3 separate regions of the Homo sapiens genome follow, and all the other regions are linked to region 1. Evidence: chromatin contacts called from ENCODE Hi-C or POLR2A ChIA-PET data. All regions are on one chromosome and are shown on one strand. The core of a region is the stretch at or near the end of the contact, and the rest is flanking DNA. Distances in the headings are between cores, read along the strand shown.

Region 1 (2,775 bases), core at 205-2,704:
GAGCTTAGTCCTCAACTCTACAGAAGAAAATGACATTTACCCAGGAATGGGCATTGCAATAGGAATATGCGTGCCATGGCAAACTGTTTGCATATTCAAGGAATTAAAGGAAAAAAAAGTTTTTTTAAAAAATAAAAAAAGGAGAGGATTACATAATTGTTTTGAGGTAATTAGCCTTGGCTCCAAGCATCAATAACAAGGGTGATGTCAGTTCAAGGTTGGACAGACAATTGCTGGACAGATGTCCTCATAGAAGTATCTTTTTGGGTAAGGTGGAGGTCTTTGTGCAAGGTTGTGGTTTTCGCAGTATTTTGTGATAGTTTTATTATCAGGCATTCATGGATGAGAACTCTCCTTCATGGCCTTCTCCAGTTCCACTTGTCAGGTTTTCTAACACATGTGACTCTATTTTTGATTCTGACAACTTTCACAATCTACATTAGAAAAGAGAAAACTGGGGCTCAGAAAGTTTTAGAAACTAATTCAAGATCAAGCTGGTAAGTAGCAAAAAATTTAGAATTAAGTTCTACATATCTGGTTCCAAAACCAGGACTCTTTTCATTACAGCAGTGGTTCTCAACAGAGTTGCGATTTTGCCCCCCAGGGAATATTTCACAATGTCTGGAGACATTTATGACTGTCAGGATTGGAGGTGGAGTGGGTGGGGTCTGCTTCTGAGAAGCTACTTGCTTCTAGTAAACGGAGGACAGGGATGCTACAAAACAGTTCATAGGGACAGCACCCCCACAACAGAGAATTATACAACCAGCCCAAAATGTCAATGGACATTTGGGCTGAGAAGTCTTACATGACAGAATGCTTCCTACCCTGATCTGACGTTATTTCCAAGGATTCAAAGGTAACTGCTTCAAAATTAAACAAATTATAGAAAGCCATCAATAAATCAACCCCTTATTCATGTTGCAGCTCTCTTCCATTATAAATAAAAATGGATTGAAACTTACGATAAAAGGGAGGCAGGGACAGGAGCGGGGAAGCTTGGCGAGCAGAAAGGAAATTCAAACTTATTATTAAGGTTAAGAATTAAGATGTAAATATGTAGATGTTTTTCACCCCTAGGATTTTCACTAATCCAAAAGTTCACGGACTGCTTTGAAATTTAATTATTTGGAACTGGTTAAATGTTACCCTGACCTCAGCTAACATTTGTGTTTCACTTTTCTCCGGGACCCAGGGGACGTGGATGCCAGATGAGTCCACCTCCTCTCCCTGCTCTTCCCGCAGGGACAGAGCCTGCCAGGTGCTGGTGACTCGGATCCTGACAGGAGGTCGCTCTGCGGAAGACTGGCAGGATCCCAGAGCAACAGACTGGGGCTCGATGCCCCTTCCCCGCCAGGTCTCTCCGTCCGCAACTGTCCTCCTAGTACCGGGTATCCCGCAGGCGGGGCTGCGGAACGCACGTCCCCTGCGCCGTGACGTCACAATAGCGACTCACTGGACCCAGCCCTTAGCAACGGCCTGGCAACGGTTTCCCTGCTGCTGCAGCCCCCGTCGGCTCCTCTTTTCCAGTCCTCCACTGCCGGGGCTGGGCCCGGCCGCGGGAAGGACCGAAGGGGATACAGCGTGTCCCTGCGGCGGCTGCAAGAGGACTAAGCATGGATGGCAGCCGGAGAGGTAAAGGGCAGCTGTCAGGGGCTACCGCCGCCTCGCCCCTCGCTCCAGGCGGCGCTCCCAGCCTCGGGTCCGGGCAGCTGAGTGCAAGGCCGCCCCTTGGGGCGCTTCCTACCCCTGGCTGAGTCGCCAGTGTTGCCTGGAGCTGCCCAGGCCTGCGCAAAGGAAGAGGGAGAGCCTGCTTGCCAGCCTCGCAGGTCCGCTTCTTTGCCCTGAATTTGTCGCCCTGACACCAGGGGCCCCTGTCTCCTGAACTCAGGGTCGTGCAGCCTTTAAAACCTCAGTAGCTCCCAGGCAGAGGAACCAGGTTTGGTCTTTGGAGTCAGACCTCCCCGGGCCCCAAATCAAACCCCTCTGCTCTCCATGGAGACGACCCTCAGTTTTCTTATCTCTTGAACGTGAGGGTCAAATACCCAGGCCATGGAGTTCTTGAGGATTAAATGCAGATAATATAGAGAAGATCCTGGCGCATTTGAAGTGGTCAGTAAATACGAAATCTCCCAGTAACGAACTACCTCCCCCAAAGCTACTGAGTAACCCAGGGTTTCTGTAACTTTCTGTGAATAGGAATCCCCTCAGGGTCATGTTAAAATGCAGATTATGATTCAGTAGGTCCCTTGGGGGTGGCTGAGATTTTGCATTTATAATAAATTCCAAGTAATGCGGTGTTGCTGGTCAGCGGACTGCAGTTTTAGCAGCAATCCGTACTCACCATATACACCTGTTCTCTACTGATTTCTTGAGTCAGGTGGACATCATGTGGTGGGGTTGGGGGTGGGGAAATACAATCTTAAATATCTACAAATCGGCCCAAACCAAATAATTTGCATTTTCACACTTTCTGAGCCAGTATCATTCTTTCCTCGAGTCAAATGAGGCAATCTTTATAGACTCCCCGCCCCTCCCAATTCAGTGTTTTTATCTATTTAAAAGACTGCCTTTAAACCAAGCTGCTAGATGATTCCTTGATGTCTTTCTTTGAATGAGTCTGCCTTTATTATATAGTCATTGATCAAAATAAGTGCTACTCCGAATGTAGGAGATAACTATTCATTGATCAGCAAACTATTCTGACACTTCACCAACCTAGGTTTCAGAAAAAGCAAATCAAAACGCTTTATGATCTTAAGAAATTTTGCATAT
Region 2 (2,775 bases), core at 137-2,636, 440 kb after region 1:
GGGTTTCTCTGTGCTTCACTTTCTCTAGTAGGGTTGAAAATCACTTACATAGTAATCTGCTTACAGTGTACCAGAAAACAAAAAGACGCTGTGAAATATTGAGCCCAATTGTCAATTGTCGGCATGTGCGTTCTTAAAAATTTGACACTCAGAAACCATGGGCTGCTTCATTAGGACCTTTAGGGAGATTACATTTCTACCGGCAGTTCCAGGAGAACACAAATAGACTAATGACAATACACTTAACTGTAACAATGACAATCCTGATAATTACTGACTTCCAAAATACAACAATTCAAGAAAGACTGCTTAGTAGAGAATAAAAGGTAACAATAAATTTCTTAGTTTAGAAGCATAAGTTTCATTTTAATACCTATGAAAAATATAAATATGTGGATTAAATAGAATGTCTAATGTTTTCTCAGACCCCAGTGGTTTGAGAAAAGCCTACCTGGATTTAGCCGGTCACACCTCTCTTTTCATAACCATTGCAATTTTAAGCATATTTGTCATCTGTGCAAATTTCTAGAGAAAAGTCAGAATTGTGTTTGAAGAAATCACTCTGCACAAGTAAACCCTTGCCAAACAGCAAGTGCCAGGAGACGATGTTTCACAAAGCTTTTAAAAATTATTATTATTATTATTATTATTATTATTTTGCACACATTATCTAGTTTGGTAAAACTGTCACCAATTTACAATCCGGAATCACCATGTGAGTCGAATTAACAAATGTATTAGCAACTTGTAGTCAACCAGATTGCAGTTCCAGCTCCCTAACTCAATGCAATTTTAATAATTTCTCTTCTCTGAGTCTATCTCAGTTTCTCATCTGTAAAATGAGTAAAAGCAAACCACTTGCAGTTCAGATGTTGAGATTCGGTGGGAAGGACCTCGAGAAACAGCGGACAATTTCAGGATTTAGGACTTTAGGTCTTGATGGGTGGATGGTACTGTGGAAGCTGTTTACTTGTTTGTATTTCTAGAATCGGAAGGTAAAGCGAAAGGGATGGAAACGAGCGAATGGAAGAAGTAGGACAGACACCAGACAGAGATCAACTCCAGGGACTCTTCCGGACCTGCAGGGCAGGCAGAGCATTCGGTTGCTAGGCAGCTGCGCCTCCTGGGAGGGTGGGGGACCCCAGGGGCAGGTGTCTAACTCACTACCTTTTTGTTTAGCCGCGGTGCCTTCTTTTCAAAATCAATGAAACCTGTAGCCTTTAAAAGTAGACATCTTTTTCCAACCAAGTTTAGGCAAGCCCTGTAGCCGAGTTCTGCTTGCGGTTGTTTTTCTTTTTCCTGTTCTCAGGCGCGCTGCGGGCACCTCTCGGACAAGGCCCCAGCCGTCGCGGGTTGCCGGGCAGAGTCGGACGCCGCCAGCTCTTCACTCCACGCCCACCTCTCTCCTGGAGCGCTGGGCCTTCGCTGGCCGCACCGGCAGCCATGAGCTCGGAGATGGAGCCGCTGCTCCTGGCCTGGAGCTATTTTAGGCGCAGGAAGTTCCAGCTCTGCGCCGATCTATGCACGCAGATGCTGGAGAAGTCCCCTTATGACCAGGTACCGGCCAGCTCCCGTCAGCCTGTGCATCCTGACGCTGAGGCTGCGGGGTCTGGGGCATATCCCAGCCCCGGGTTGGGAGGCCGGGGAGGAAGGCCCGAGGCGGGGCTGACCGTTCGGCCCTCGGAGGCGCCCGGAGCGAGACCTTGTGGAGCTGTGACTAGCGGGTCCGCTGTCCGCCACGTCCACGGGGATAGCAAGTTCTGTGCCATGACCGCCCCCTCCTCACAATTTTCAGCCTCCCCTCCCCTATACGTGTCCCAGAATGAGAGCCCTGAACTTTACTTGACGAGGAACTTTGATAATTCGTTTATACTTGCATATTGATGGGCTTTAAGCTCTCAGCGTGTGCGTTGTTAATTTCTAAAAAATATGCATAAACAAAGATCTGTGACTCTCCACCTCCTGTTAACATAGCTGCCTTCTTCCTTTTGGATCGAACATGTGATCCTCCCACCTCATCTTTAGACTGTTGTCCAAGAGTGAAGGAGGCCATGAGTTTAGCTTGAGGCAAATATGCAAATTAGAAGAATGAGAATCTAGGAGGGAGAAAGATACATTCATTATTTAAAAAATTACCTAGGCAAGGGAAGCTCTAATTGTAGGAGGGAGAAATGGGAAAGAAAGGCTCCTTACAAGAAGGAATGATGGCATTGATGAAAAGAGAACTTAAACTAGAGTAATGTGTATAGCGAGTGGAAAAGGTAGTATACAATGTACGTGAGCGGTACAATTCTGGTGGGCAGGTGGCTCCTGGAATAGGCAAAAAAGGAGAAAATGGGAGAACAGAAGTAGCGCTGCGGCAGTTTGTCAGTGCTTTTAGTAAGTGCGGAATATACCTACGTAGTTCTAGTTCCCTAGCTTTTCCTCTAGTGGTGTTGCCTTGGAGATGTTAGAAAAAATGGAAAATTGAAGGGAGTTACAAAAGCGGAGGCCTGAGTGTGAATGCTGTTACTAGGCTCTGCCTTAGCTCCCAGCAAATGGATGATGGATGATAACCTGCTGAGATGAACATTTTGTCTTTCAGATAGTACATCTCTCTTAGAACAGCCTACGTTAGTGGTAATACAAAGCTAGGTTCTGTTGTTAGTTCACATTAATTAATAGGACTATATTTCTGTAGACAAGCATTTTTCCAAGGTTTTTTTAAATTTTTTTTATTTTTTTTTATTTTTTTTTGAGACGGAGTCTCGCTCTGTCGCCCAGGCTGGAGTGCAG
Region 3 (2,775 bases), core at 142-2,641, 360 kb before region 1:
AAATCAGGATGCTGTTACCAAACAAAGGAGAGAAAAGAGTCTGTTTCTATGACTACATCTTTCTGGGCTGTGTGGTCCAAACACACCTGTGACACCAGACATGTCCCCTACATTATTTTCCATTGAAAACGATGTTTATTTCCTTTTATACATGGTGAGAAATTGAGTTTCTTTGCATAGAGAATAGACTCCTTCAGAAATATTCATTCTGGAAGGTAATGTCAGGAAGGATCCTGGCAGGCAATGGAGAGATCACTCAAATTCAGGTATTCTGAGGAAAGTTTAGTAAAGAGATATTTACAAAGGATGGGCAGGGTACAAGGAAGCCACAAGGATGATGCGTGAACTGGGGATAAGAACATCTGGGCACCCTGAGGCCCCTGGCTCTGAGAGGGCAAGCAGAGGGGGTGGTTACCAAAGCTGGAGGCACAGAAGTCTGTCTGCAGACCCCCAGGCATAGCCAGCCTATGGCCAGGCATTAAAATGAGAACTAGGGAAAGAAACAAAAATCCATACCTGCTTCTCCTCCCTCCCTCCAACTTGCTGCAGGAATTCCCTATTGAATGAACCACCAGGAAGCCAGTGAGAAATCTCTTTGTTGTAGGTCCTAAGATCAGCCTCCCAGGGCACAACGGAAGAAGGACAAAAAGTGGGAGCAGAGAAACAAACAGGAAGTCAGTTTCTTATCTATTTTTACACTCTATTCATGGGCTCATTCAGGGAAATACCCATAAGATGTCTAAACACATGCCCTGGTCTGATTTCCAGTGGCATTGACTGCTAAACATGTATGTTAAAAATGGCCTGTGTAAACATCAAAATACATGAGACGGTGAACATATCTAACAGCAGTATCAGTGTGGTCCCTTGAGGCTTCCTCTTGATTTGGAGGCATGAGGTTTGTTTGAACTTTTGTTCTTTCATTTACAGGCTACGTGACCTTTAACAAATGAGATAACCTCTCAGAGACTGTGTCCTTGTCTTTAATAGGAGGATATTTCCCCTGCCCACCTAATGGTATCTGTTATTCAGTGCAAATGAAATATTGGATATAAAAGTATTTGAGAGTGATAAAGTACTAATGTTATATTGATCTTTTCAACCTTAAAATATGAGCATAAGAAATACAGATTAATATTTTTATGGGTATGATTTTTTGCAATGTTTATTTCAGAGTTCTACGTGGGGAAAAGAAAGAGAGATCAGACTGTTACTGTGTCTATGTAGAAAGAAGTAGACATAAGAGACTCCATTTTGTTCTGTACTAAGAGAAATTCTTCTGCCTTGAGATGCTGTTAATCTGTAACCCTAGCCCCAACCCTGTGTTTGCAGAGACATGTGCTGTGTTGACTCAAGGTTTAATGGATTTAGGGCTGTGCAGAATGTGCTTTGTTAAACAAGTGCTTGAAGGCAGTATGCTTGGTAAAAGTCATCGCCATTCTCTAATCTTGAGTACCCAGGGACACGATACACTGCGGAAGGCTGCAGGGACCTCTGCCCAGGAAAGCCAGGTATTGTCCAAGGTTTCTCCCCATGTGATAGCCTGAGATATGGCCTTGTGGGAAGGGAAAGACCTGACCGTCCCCCAGCCAGACACCCGTAAAGGGTCTGTGCTGAGGAGGATTAGTGAAAGAGGAAGGCCTCTTTGCAGTTGAGATAAGAGGAAGGCATCTGTCTCCTGCTTATCCCTGGGAATGAAATGTCTCAATGTCAAACCCGATTATACGTTCTATTTACTGAGATAGGAGGAAACCGCCTTATGGCTGGAGGTGAGATATGCTGGCGGCAATACTGCTCTTTAATGCACCGAGATGTTTGTGTACATGCACATCAAGGCACAGCACCTTTCCTTAAACTTATTTATGACACAGAGACCTTTGCTCACATGTTTTCCTGCTGACCCTCTCCCCACTGTTACCCTATTGTCCTGCCACATCCCCCTCTCCGAGATGGTAGAGATAGTGATCAATTAATACTGAGGAAACTCAAGAGACCAGGGCTGGCGCCCGTCCTCCGTATGCTGAGTGCCGGTCCCCTGGGCCCACTGTTCTTTCTCCATACTTTATCTCTGTGTCTTATTTCTTTTCTCAGTCTCTTGTCCCACCTGACGAAAAACACCCACAGGTGTGGAGGGGCTGGTCCCCTTCAGTTCTAAAGCCCACTTGGCTCATTCCACATGTGGCAGTATTTTTTTACCATGTGAACACCAAAATGAATTCGTGGCAAATGCACCTCCCGTTTATTGCAGGCTTGCATGAAGGAAATGATTTCCTATGATTCTGCTTACTGCTTAAAAAAATTAATCAAGTTTTCTGCCTGACAAGTAAGTAACTGTGTTTATTTTCTGTTCATGACTAGGCAAAAGCACATAACATCCCTATGTGTCCAGTGAGTTATGAAAGTTCTTTAAAAGCAGTGCATTAGCCATGGATCTTCCTGCTATCTCTCCCCTGCAGTTTGCTGAGAATGTTTTCCATAATAGAACCAGGCTTATCACAATTTATTCCTGCCTTACTGACTACTAGGTCATTGCCTAGAGTTCTGAACCCCGGGTTGGAAGCTGTTAAAATTTAATAAAAACTACTTTAGAGAAAATGGTCACTCTCCCTTCATCCTCTCTCACCTCCCTCTGGCTCCTTGACCCCCATCCCTCCCTGAAGATGCTGGTCGCTAAGGCTCTTTTAATAGACTTCCTTATTGTCCCAGGTTTCTGGGAATTCATCAGTGATAGCTGCCATGGGTATGTTGAGAGGATACTATATGCTGAGAACTCCA

Evidence for each region. A loop is a pair of places that touch in the nucleus more often than their neighbours do. ChIA-PET counts read pairs that join two places held with the same protein, here RNA polymerase II (POLR2A). Pooled maps may share reads with other maps.
Region 2: a map of naive thymus-derived CD4-positive, alpha-beta T cell shows a loop between it and region 1 (32-fold over the local background). The contact joins the promoter of TTC8 here to the promoter of SPATA7 in region 1. A Hi-C loop is called at or near these places in 1 of 168 maps with a recorded cell type or tissue (naive thymus-derived CD4-positive, alpha-beta T cell), 2 of 37 single-sample maps with no recorded cell type and 12 of 50 pooled maps. POLR2A ChIA-PET finds 5 or more read pairs at or near these places in 2 of 52 experiments (OCI-LY7 and SK-N-SH).
Region 3: a loop to region 1 is called in a map of CD4-positive, alpha-beta T cell, with 2.5 times the contacts of the local background. The contact joins the promoter of HISLA here to the promoter of SPATA7 in region 1. A Hi-C loop is called at or near these places in 27 of 168 maps with a recorded cell type or tissue (A673, CD4-positive, alpha-beta T cell, CD8-positive, alpha-beta T cell and 19 more), 11 of 37 single-sample maps with no recorded cell type and 25 of 50 pooled maps.

Annotation. Positions count from the first base shown.
Region 1 is chr14:88,384,203-88,386,977 of GRCh38, forward strand. It overlaps SPATA7 (spermatogenesis associated 7), which reads left to right and starts at 1,455. Exons shown (of 12, transcript NM_018418.5): 1 at 1,455-1,635. The coding sequence starts at 1,617. RefSeq lists enhancers at 1,138-1,217, 1,248-1,317, 1,328-1,647.
Region 2 is chr14:88,823,265-88,826,039 of GRCh38, forward strand. TTC8 (tetratricopeptide repeat domain 8) reads left to right here and starts at 1,387. Exons shown (of 15, transcript NM_144596.4): 1 at 1,387-1,557. The coding sequence starts at 1,444. RefSeq lists an enhancer at 1,039-1,398.
Region 3 is chr14:88,023,159-88,025,933 of GRCh38, forward strand. HISLA (HIF1A stabilizing long noncoding RNA) reads left to right here and starts at 1,392. Exons shown (of 4, transcript NR_046094.1): 1 at 1,392-1,511; 2 at 2,249-2,323. LINC01147 (long intergenic non-protein coding RNA 1147) reads right to left here. Exons shown (of 3, transcript NR_110121.1): 2 at 517-618.